2 separate regions of the Homo sapiens genome follow, and region 2 is linked to region 1. A link is an interaction called in ENCODE POLR2A ChIA-PET data of the cell type or tissue named here. Cell type or tissue: MCF 10A. All regions are shown on one strand. Each heading gives the region's core, and the rest is flanking DNA. Links, peaks and the distances in the headings are about the cores only.

Region 1 (6,268 bases), core at 1-5,000:
GTGCGACCCCAGGGCGTGGGCCCGGCCGCGGAGCCCACACTGCCCGGCTGACCCGGTGGTCTCGGACCATGTCTCCCGCCCCAAGACCCCCCCGTTGTCTCCTGCTCCCCCTGCTCACGCTCGGCACCGCGCTCGCCTCCCTCGGCTCGGCCCAAAGCAGCAGCTTCAGCCCCGAAGTAAGTGAGCTTCCCGGCCCTTCCCGGAGTCGCGCCCGCCGGGAGGCGAGCCCGGGGGTCTCCTAGGGGACAGCCTCTATTCGGAGAGGAGGGCTTTTGGGATCTCCGCTGCTCAGGCCTGCAGGATTCCCCCTCCCTTTCTTTTTCCTCTTCGTCTCCAAACTTCCAGATCGATCCAACTTTTGCCCGCTTCCAACCAGCTGCCCCCACCCCCTGCGCCGCCGACTCTCCTTCCCATTCCTTCTTTTTTCCCAGTCCTTGGAAGAACTTTACAACTGGGGCGAACTCCCCCTTCCCCGATTCCCTTGGGCTCTGCTCTCAGCTCTGGAACCGCCTGATAAACATTTGGACTCCGCTCAAACCCCGCGCTGTCCCGGCTCCTCGTCATGCGCGAGAGTTTGTTGTTTCTTCGACTTCCCAGCTCTCCAGCGCTCTCCCGCCGGCGCGCCCTCCGATGGGCGCTTCGGCCTCCCCGGGTGGCCCAGGCCTTCAGCGGACGAGTCTGCGGCCAGGTGGGGGTCGAGGGTGGACGGCCGAGCGTCCAGGGCCACAGCCCCCGTCTCCCCGAGAGGACCCCGCTGTGTCCCTACCCGCATCCCTGGCGTCGAGGGTCGCAGCGCCGGCGCGCTGGCCGCGTTTCCGTACACACAAAGCTCTCCTTGTGAGCCGGGCGATCGGCCGGGTCGCTGCCTCCCCCTATCCCCACCCGCGTCGGCGCCTTCAGGCCCTTTTTGTTGTTAATAGTTTTTCTGTGTTAATTGCAGGGAGCCTGGGGGCGTCGCTTGGGGAATGGGGAGAGGGTCTGGTCCGGGGTGCCCTCACGTCGGGGCTGGCTCGGGCGCCCCCCACCCTCACCCCGGCCCAGACGGTGGCCCACCGGGCCCCAGAGGAAGCTGCGTGGGAGTTGTCTGAGGAGGTTTTTCCTCTCTCTCTCTTATTTTGGGGTGAAGGTGGGAGACGGATTTAATGAGCTTCTTATTTTGGGCCATCTCAACCCACTCAGCCTGGCAAGGGCCTGGGTGCGGTTGGGAGGGGCCAGGAAGGGCCCTAGAAGGGGGATGGGATATGGGTTTGGCTTCTCCTCCTTGGTCCCACCCCGGAGAAAACTCTTTGGAAAGAATACTGTCTTCTCTCTGCGTCCCTGAAAGGGTCTGGGGCCGACTGGAAAAGTATGGCCCCAGGAATCGGGGTGGAAGACGAAACGTGGAGTGCTCAGAGACCAGGGAGAGTAAAAACCTGCCCTGGTGCTGGAGGCTGAGCCTGACTGTCCGGGAGGAGTCGTCCTCTTCCCAGGCCTAGAGTCCTCTGAGACCTGAAAGGGAGCGCCCCTAACAAAACGAGCCTGAGCATCTGGGGAGCTGCCGACCGCCAACTTCACTGCCTTACCTTTTTTCCCTCCCCTGCTTTGCTGGGTCCCCCAGGGGAGGGGCGGCTGCCCTGGCTCCGTTTTAATTGGGTCATGGGCGGTCCCAGTGCCAGAACCACCATTTGCTTCTGGGCCCAGGAAGGGAGGGAGGAGCAGCCCCAGAGGCTAGGATCCAGGGCCTACTGCAGAGCTGGAGGTCCCCCCACCCTCCCCTGGACCCCTAAGCCAAGGTGGGAGGTGTTCCGTTGACTTTCTCCTAGGGGATACCTTGCATCTCTCTCATTCGCAAAGACAAAGCCAGCCGACTGGGTTCTTTGACCCAACATAGTTGCTTTTTTCTCCAGGCCAATGTGGAGGGAAAGCTGGGGTGGTGCAGGCCTCATGCAGCTGGGTCCCTCCTACCAGGCCTCCAGAGTCCTGCACCAGCTCCAGGACAGCCCTCTCCTCCCCATGGCCTGTCTGGCGCTGGGCCCTTCCTCCCACCCAGCCGCAGACACAAGAGTCCTCTCTTCTGTGGTTTCGACCTCATAGTCTCTGTGAGGAGAGAAACTTGCCTAGGCCTGGGGGGAGGAGAGGGATGGGGGCACTTCCTTTCCAGGCCTTGCGGCTCTCTTGACTCCAGGGAAGTCCTTCATTTGACTGAGCCTTCATTTTTCTCCCGAGGGTATGGGGTGGAGGTTGTAGGTGTGAATATTTAGACCCCCCTAGCTTCTTGAACGACTCCAGAGGGGATTTCCCCCAGAGCTCCTGGATGTGGATTCTCCCCATCTCTTCTGTCCCGTCTTCCTTCTGTCGTTCTGTCTTCTCCCCATCTTCCTTCTGTCGTTCTGCTCTAGGCAAATTCTCTCAGCTTTGCTCTCTGAGGGTTGACGGGGCCTGGCCTCAGTCCTCCTGCCTTCCAGCGTCAGTAGACCAGTCCCATCCTTCCCCAAGTCCTGAAGCAGCTGCTCCTCAACCAAGGGTCATAAGCCCGGGGTGTGTTTATCCTGCAGGTATGCTAGGGGCAAAAGACATTTCCTGCATAGTTAGGCACAGGCCACAGCAGGCCTCCCCAGGCACTGGCTGTGGCATCAGCCAGAACAGGTCAGGGCAAGCCTGCAGCTCCCTGAGAGCAGCCCCGGACTGGTGTGGACTGCTTGGCTCCCTCTGGTATACCAAAGGTTAAATGTCACTCCTTCCTCTACCCCTGAGGAGGGGCTCTCAGAGCCTCAGAGCTAGGTGGTGCTAGGGTTGTTCTAGCCAAGACTGTTGGCTGGGAAAAGGCTGGGTTGTTTACATCTCGGGTTCTAGCTCGCATCAGCCTTGGGGGGGGATCACTTCCCAGAACCATGTTGCAATTCTTGCCCCTGTGGGCTCAGGTCCCCAGTCAGCTGCTCTTGAGTCACCCCCAGTCCCCATGCAAGACTACTGCCCCATCACCAGGACCTGAGCCCAGAGGTGAAGGACCATGTGGCAATCCAATCCTGATGACCTTGGCTAGGAGATACAGCACCCAACAGCAGCCTCCCCCATCTCCCCTCCAAGATCCCATCCTGGGCAACCTACAGCCGCTTCCTGAACTCCCTAAGAAAGCAAAGCTGGAGCAGGGACTAGAGCTATCTGGGTGGTGTCTTCTCCCCATAAAAGAATCCAAGCATCTTCATATTTCATATATAACTTGGCTTGTTTTACTTTTTTTTTTTTTTTTTTTTTTTTGAGACAGAGTCTCGCTCTGTCACCCAGGCTGAGTGCAGTGGCGGGATCTTGGCTAACTGCAACCTTGGCCTCCCAGGTTCAGCAATTCTCCTACCACAGCTTCCTGAGTAGCTGGGATTACAGGTGCCCACCACCACGTGCAGCTAATTTTTGTATTTTTAGTAGAGACAGGGTTTCACCCTGTTGGCTAGGCTGGTCTCGAACTCCTGACCTCAGGTGATCTGCCCGCCTTGGCCTCCCAAACTGTCGGGATTACAGGCGTCAGCCACCACGCCCAGCCTGGCTTGTTTTACTTTGAGGCTTTAAGAAAATACTCCATTGTTCTTACAATAAAGGCTGACTTTCTCCTCAACAGGGCTTTGCAGTGTGTGTACCTTTTAATCAAACACCAAAAACCTAACATTAATTTAATTTAAGGCAATATGCCAGCCTTTATATTATGACCAATTCACAACATACCTGAAATAAAATACAGTCACCAAGTCTCCTCCTCCACCCCTATGTCCCACTTCCTCTGTTGAGAATCTTTTTTTTTTTTTTGAGACGGAGTCTTGCTTTGTCTCCCAGGCTGGAGTGCAGTGGCGCAATCTCAGCTCGCTGCAAGCTCCGCCTCCTGCGTTCACACCATTCTTCTGCCTCAGCCTCCTGAGTAGCTGGGACTACAAGCGCCCGCCACCGTGCCCGGCTAATATTTTTTGTATTTTTAGTAGAGACAGGGTTTCACCGTGTTAGCCAGGATGGTCTCGATCTCCTGACCTCGTGATCAGCCTGCCTCGGCCTCCCAAAGTGCTGGGATTACAGGTGTGAGCCACCGCGCCCGGCCACTGCTGAGAATCTTAAATAGGCCTTTAGGTTCCAAGCCATAGGTCAGATGCTGCTTGGATAAGGACAGCGGCAGGATCCTGGCTTCAGCTGGATCACACCTCTTACCACATTCCAAGTTCCTAGTTTCCCCTCGTAGCAGCCAGCCTTAGCTCTAGCTCTTTTTTCTGCCCTCCTTTCTAAAAAGATCTCAGCTGTGAGGGTCCTGGGGACATGGCACTCCCATCCCAGGAGGGCCTCAGGTCAAGCCCAATAGTAGAGCTCACTCAGCCTGTCAACACCCCTCCCCACACATCATGGGCATAGCCCAGTCCCAGGTGGAACATGCTATATTTGTAAGAACACTGACATGGGGGAGAAAAGTGCTAGAAGGAATCACAGCTCTGAGAAGACATCTCAGAACCCCATTAAACCACCAGGGCTCTCTCTCATTTTCAAGAGAGCTACAGCCAAAAGCCTGTTTGGGCCCATAGCCCCGAGGGGACAAGCTATAGCCCCGAGGGGCCTGGGCCAGAGATCAGGTCTAGCCTGGGAGTTCCTCCAGACCTGCTGCCGGAGCCAAGCTGGGAACCCACTGCCCTTTCCTTGCCAAGCCAAGGCTGTATGCTGGGCATTGTCGGGGAGGTAGAGGCACCCTATGGGCCAGGTGGGGACACTCTAAGCCATACCCCTTTCCCTACAGGCCTGGCTACAGCAATATGGCTACCTGCCTCCCGGGGACCTACGTACCCACACACAGCGCTCACCCCAGTCACTCTCAGCGGCCATCGCTGCCATGCAGAAGTTTTACGGCTTGCAAGTAACAGGCAAAGCTGATGCAGACACCATGAAGTAAGTGCTAGACCCTGGCAGGAGTTCTGCCTAGCATCCACTGACAATGCCAGCGCCAGAGATGTTCCTACCTGAATGCCTGGCTTGTGCACCCCACTCCCCCATATCTCATCCCCACGTGCTGATCCTGACCCTCTCATATTCACCCTGACCTCATAACCTTGGCCTTTCCCCACATTGACACACAGCAAGTCTTACCCAACACTGATCGTGGAGACCTTTCTCTTTCATACACTGCACTGATCCCAATCCTCGCACCCAAACCCACTCCAGGGCCATGAGGCGCCCCCGATGTGGTGTTCCAGACAAGTTTGGGGCTGAGATCAAGGCCAATGTTCGAAGGAAGCGCTACGCCATCCAGGGTCTCAAATGGCAACATAATGAAATCACTTTCTGGTGAGTCCAACAGGCAAGCAACCTTTCTCACATCTGGTTATTATTTCCTACCCATTGTGCTTATGCAGGGACTCAGAGACCCCCTGCCCCACTCCCCTCAGTTCCTGGGAAGCATCCGTGGGAGTGGGGAGGAAAATGGCTCTCATCCTTGAGAGAGGTGTAGCCATCAAGGGTGCACCCCAGTGCCAGAGAGCCAGAGCCTGAGGATCCCTTGTTCTTGAGACAGAGGCGTTGCGCATGAGGTAGCAGGAAGAGCTGGGTCAGGCAGAGGTGGCTGGGCCGCGCAGTCAGACCTGGGAGAGTGCAGGGAAGGAGAATGTTGCCCCTCTTTATCCTAACACACCCCATCCTCTCCCCACGTGGCTGGACCTCAGCATCCAGAATTACACCCCCAAGGTGGGCGAGTATGCCACATACGAGGCCATTCGCAAGGCGTTCCGCGTGTGGGAGAGTGCCACACCACTGCGCTTCCGCGAGGTGCCCTATGCCTACATCCGTGAGGGCCATGAGAAGCAGGCCGACATCATGATCTTCTTTGCCGAGGGCTTCCATGGCGACAGCACGCCCTTCGATGGTGAGGGCGGCTTCCTGGCCCATGCCTACTTCCCAGGCCCCAACATTGGAGGAGACACCCACTTTGACTCTGCCGAGCCTTGGACTGTCAGGAATGAGGATCTGAATGGTGAGCCAAGTATCCCTGGGACTTACTCTGGAAAAAGCCAACAGTCATTTGTAGGGGTGGTTCCCCTCCCTCCTTCCAAAATCTCCGGGCTAGAAGGGACCACAGAGACCTTCTGATCTAACTTCTGACAAAAGCAGGAGTCCTGTTTGAGCTATTTACATCTGGTCCCCCCTCTCACCCACTGACTGGCTTTCCAGTCAAAGACTTCAAAGCATCCTTATTGCCCACTTTTCCAGACCGATGTCATGTCTCGCTCCCGGGAGAAACTGGGGACTAGAGAGAGCCTTGGCTTCCCTTACC
Region 2 (5,000 bases), core at 1-5,000, 1.5 Mb after region 1:
CATCTTGGGGCCTTTCAGGACACACCTCTGTGGAGGGAGCATGGGCATCTTAGCCACGGGGCTGGGGCACCCTCTTCAGGACAGGTTGTGACCAGGGCTCCGGCATACCACTTCCACCCCTCAGCCCACCTCACCATCAGGTCCTCTGAGAAGCAGACAAAAAGGATGAGGAGGAAGAGGAGGAAGGTGATGCTATACGTGATGGCCAGAGCTGGGGGCCTGAAGGGAGACAAAAGCGAGGCCTTGAAGTGCCAGAACAGGCTCCCTGTGTGCTATGAAGGTGCTGTGTGAGCTGGGTGGGAGATAGGGGAAGTGGTTCTGGGGAATCTGGGTTGGCTGGCGATGGGGTCCCGGCTGATAGAAGACATTGCATTCTGATGATCTGGGTTGGCTGGCTTAAGGGTCTAGAGCAGTGTCGAGGTGGAACAGGGACCCATATGGTGGGGAGTGGGGGCTCACAAGAATGGCTGAGGCTACGGCAGACTGATCTCTGGGCCTTTAGCCCAAAGCTCTTTAACTTGGCTGAGTTTTTTTTTTTTCTTTTTTTTTGAGGCGGAGTCTCGCTCTGTTGCCCTGGCTGGAGTGCAGTGGTGTGATCTTGGCTCACTGCAAACTCCGCCTCCCGGGTTTGAGCGATTCTCCTGCCTCAGCCTCCCGAGTAGCTGGGATTACAGGCGCCTGCCATCTCACCCAGCAAATTTTTGTATTTTTAGTAGAGATGGGGTTTCACCATGTTGGCCAGGCTAGTCTTTCACTCCTGACCTCAGGTGATCCACCTGCCTCAGCCTCCCAGAGTGCTGGGATTACAGGCGTGAGCCATCACACCCGGCCACCTGGCTGAGTTAAGAACAAGTCCTCATCCCTCCTAGCAGTGGACTAGGAATGAGGGCCTACTTTCTAAGCTCATGCATTTGCTGCCAGATTTGGGTTTCTCAATGGAAACAAACTGGCCTTCATGGGGATGTTGTTAGAATCAAAAGAGATGCTCATGGGAAAATGCTAGGGCTGTGTAGAAAGTCCACAGGATCTACAAGGTTAAGATAAGGGCCGTGATTATCATTTTCCCCAGAACACATGTTTCCTCTGTGGGTAAGTGCCTGAAGCTAAGGGGAAGGGGTGAAGGAAGAAAGTGTGGCCCGGGGTCATGAGGGCAAGGTGATCCGCTTATGACAGCCAGGGCCTCCTTTGCCTGGGGCACTCTCACCTGTTTGTCACTAGCATCTGGATGATGAAGTTGGAGAGAAAAACCAGGAAGGTGCAGGCTTCATAGTATTTGAAGGCGGGGATTGCAGAGAGTCGGTACTGAAAGTGAGAGGGCCAGAGGTGGAGACAGGGTCCAGTGCTACCCATCACCTTGAAGGCATCACTCCCAGGCAAGGGGTGGGCTCCTCAGCCTCACCGCCCAGGCTCCAGTTCAGTTCCATGTAGACCCTACCAGTTCTCCAAGGAGTTACCCTCCTTCCTCCCCCTACCATCTAGTAGCTCAGTCTACAGAGTGACTTTCCTTTAGAGAGAGGCACAAGCTCCTCACCCCTAGGATCACAAACTGAGCAGACTTGGGGAGGAGACCCAAGGGCTGACCCCTCCCCAGCACCAAGGAACTAAAGTTGGGAAGTTGTTTGGTGCCACCCACACCACAGCCCACCTCTTTCTCCATCTCCTTCTCTCTGAAGTACAGTGTCAGTGGGTTGAAGTCCTTCGACTGCTTCCACTGTCTGGTGGGAGGTGGGAGGGTGGGTGAAAGCACCAGAGAACAGAGGGCACAGAAGGGCAGGAAGAGGGCAGAGTGAGGGCAAGAGGGGGTGGTCAGGCGAGTCTTCCCTCCAGCCCCTCAGGGAGCACCATCCCTTCTCCACCATATGACCTCAGGGCCTGCGGCCCCCCCAGCCCTCTTTGTTCTCCGTACTTCTGCGAGTTGAGCTGCTCAATGACCTGGAAGAACTTGGCATCCCCGGTGTCCAGTTCATCATCTAGTCCCCGGGGGGTACGGCTCCTGCACAGTGAGAGCCAAGTCCATCACCACAGAGACCCTCAGAGCGTCTGGGCAAAGCAGGAGCAGACCCCCAGGGAGGATGGAGGGGGTCATCCAGACAGCCCCACTGGCAAAGACTTTGAGGCCTCCTCACCGATCCAGGCTCCACTGGGTGCTGAAGGAAGCCAGGGTCTTCTCCTGTTGGGAGAGCACAGGGGGAGGTGGGCATGGTGGGTGTTTTCCCTGCAGTGAGGTAGACCATGAGCCACACTGCATGCTCTATACATGTCTTTGACCTTGGGCATTTCACTGGGCTCTTTCTTTTGCCTCTAATGACCTCTCTGTCTCCCAAATCCCACCTGCCCTTGAAGGGGAGGTTTGAATCTCCTTAAAGTTTCCCCCTGACTCTCTAGACTCCCAGGATCTTTGTGTGTGTGTGTGTGTGTGTGTGTGTGTGTGTGTGTGTGTGTGACTGAATCTTGCTCTGTCACCAGGCTGGAGTGCAATGGCATGATCTCGGCTCACCACAACTTCCACCTCCCAGGTTCAACCGATTTTCCTGCCTCAGCCTTCCAGGTGGCTGGGATTACAGGCATGTGCCACCACGCCCAGCTAATTTTTGCATTTTTAGTAGAGATGGGGTTTCACCATGTTGGTCAGGCTGGTCTCAAACTGCTGACCTTAGGTGATCCGCCTGCCTCGGCTTCTCAAAGTGCTGGGATTATAGGCATGAGCCACCGTACCTGGCTGGATTTTTTTTTTTTTTTTTGCAACGGAGTTTCGCTCTTGTTGCCCAGGCTGGAGTGCATTGGTGCAATCTCAGCTCACTGCAACCTCCGCCTTCCAGGTTCAAGCAATTCTCTTGCCTCAGCCTCCTGAGTAGCTGGGATTGCAGGCACGCACCACCACGCCTGGCTGATTTTTGTATTTTTAGTAGAGATGGGGTTTCGCCATGTTGGCCGGGCTGGTCTCAAACTACTGACCTCAAGCTATCCATCTGCCTCATCCTCCCAAAGTACTGGGATTACAGGTGTGAGCCACCGTGCCTGGCAAGATTTCTAATATTTGACTGAGCCCCTGGAACTTCAGGGGCTAAGTGGATTTCTGTGCTAGTGAAGGTCCTGCCTCAGGAGACACCCTTGAACAAAGGGTCCTGCTCTTCCACCCTAATACTCCCTAGCCTGCACACCAGTGGAAAGCGGCAGGAGGTCTAGCATGGGCCCCGGCAGGCATTCCTGCTATGTAATTGTACCTAACACCATCTCACAGTCCCTGGGCTTGTAGCAGTCCCCACACACCACTCCACCCATGCTGGAGGTCTCATCCTGCAACAGTCAGCTGAACCTCAGCTTCTTCCTTCCTCTTCCTCCTGCCAGCTTAACCCTCTGACCTCTCCCCTACCTCATGTTAACACTTGGAATTAAGTACTTCCTGCAACCACTGCTGCCAGTGTCCTTCCCCCACTCCCCAGTGTTGGGGGGTTGAAGAAGAGAGCATGCAGTTTCAGGAATTGAGTTAAACAGAGACATTTCCTGGTGCTATGGGTGCACAGCCCTAGAATCAGAGACAGGAGGAAGTGGGGGGTCCAACTGCCTTTGTGGTGTCAGGGGAAGGCACTCTCCTGAGTAGAGGCTGGGGAGTTATGGACATGGTGTGTGGGTGGCAAGCCACCCAGGCACCGAGGCAAGAGACAGAGGACACGAGCAGTTCCAGTATAATAAAATATAAAACAAGAATTGTTATACCAGATATAGATCTTAGATATGATTATATATGAGTATCATTAATCATTAGTGGGTAGCAATTACTTTTTATTCCAATATTATGATAATCCTCACTCAATAATCATAGCCTAGGAAAAACCAGGCCATACAGAGATAGGAGCTGAGGGGACATAGTGAGAAGTGACCAGAAGACAGGAGTGCGAGCCTTCTGTTATGCCTGGACAGGGCCACCAGAGGGCTCCTTGGTCTAGCGGTGACGCCAGCATCTGGGAAGACGCCCGTCACCAAGCGGATCATGGTCCAGCGGTAGCAAAAGGTGTCAAGAAACAACACCAGCTACTTAGCAGACCGGGAAAGCGGGGTGGGGGGGGGGGTCTCCCTTTCCCTGGGGGAGTTTAGAGAAGACTCTGCTCCTCCACCTCTTGTGGAGGCCCTGACATCAGTCAGGCTCACCCACAGTTATCCGGAGGCCTAACCGTCTCCCTGTGATGCTGTGCTTCAGTGGTCACGCTCCTAGTCCACCTTCATGTTCCATCCTGTACACCTGGCTCTGCCTTCCAGATAGCAGTAGTAAATTAGTGAAAATACTAATAGTCCCTGATATGCAGAAATAATGGTGTAAGCTGTCTTTCTCTTTGTCTCCTCTCCCTCTCTGCCTCGGCTGCCAGGCAGGGAAGGGCCCCCTGTCCAGTGGATATGTGACCCACATGACCTTACCTATCATTGGAGGTGACTCACATTCTTTACCTTGCCCCTTCTGCCTTGTATCCAATAAATAACAGCGCAGCCCGACATTCGGGGCCACTACCGGTCTCCGCGCATTGGTGGTAGTGGTCCCCCGGGCCCAGCTGCCTTTTCTCTTATCTCTTTGTCTTGTGTCTTTATTTCTACACTCTCTCGTCGTCGCACACAGGGAGAGACCCACCGACCCTGTGGGGCTGGTCCCTACAATGGTGTCTGTAGGGATCTTGTATCTTCTCTGAGGTGAGCTGGAGGGCTCTTTCTCTAGAAGGAGGGGCAAGGAAGGGCCTGAACCAGTGACTGGGGTGACAAGACAGTTCGGGACTTTGGGATGTCACAAATCATTAAGTGGCTCACTGGTGGTGGGGGCAGGGAAGGCTGCCAGTGGGGCCTGAGGATACTGGGGGTGGATTTAACTAAGCTCTGGGGCTCAGGATGAAGGTGCACATACCGGGAGAGGGGTGGAGGTGGACACAGGGCTGTCTCCGTGGCTCAGGTGGGCAAAAGGCTTGGCTGCGCCCCAGGACTCCAGGTAACGGGTCATCAGCAGTGATGGACGCATC

Evidence for each region. ChIA-PET counts read pairs that join two places held together with the same protein. Peaks named below come from ENCODE experiments on the same cell type or tissue, not always from the same donor. Only the 100,000 strongest peaks of a DNase experiment are listed, where the experiment ranks them.
Region 2: POLR2A ChIA-PET joins it to region 1 with 5 read pairs; 2 of 35 experiments call an interaction of 5 or more read pairs at or near these places.

Annotation. Positions count from the first base shown.
Region 1 is chr14:22,836,750-22,843,017 of GRCh38, forward strand. MMP14 (matrix metallopeptidase 14) reads left to right here. Exons shown (of 10, transcript NM_004995.4): 1 at 1-176; 2 at 4,742-4,890; 3 at 5,164-5,286; 4 at 5,661-5,968. The coding sequence starts at 69. Among named protein-coding and RNA genes, the nearest start is that of MMP14, 3.3 kb to the left of the region's middle. RefSeq lists an enhancer at 6,242-6,268. In MCF 10A, for the core only: no CTCF peak of the experiment used is centred there; DNase peaks (open chromatin) are centred at 572, 1,262 and 2,612.
Region 2 is chr14:24,324,173-24,329,172 of GRCh38, forward strand. ADCY4 (adenylate cyclase 4) reads right to left here. Exons shown (of 25, transcript NM_001198568.2): 10 at 4,889-5,000; 11 at 2,127-2,170; 12 at 1,907-1,993; 13 at 1,646-1,715; 14 at 1,205-1,302; 15 at 135-219; 16 at 1-27. Among named protein-coding and RNA genes, the nearest start is that of ADCY4, 8.4 kb to the right of the region's middle. In MCF 10A, for the core only: a CTCF peak has its summit at 3,899 (motif pointing right); no DNase peak of the experiment used is centred there.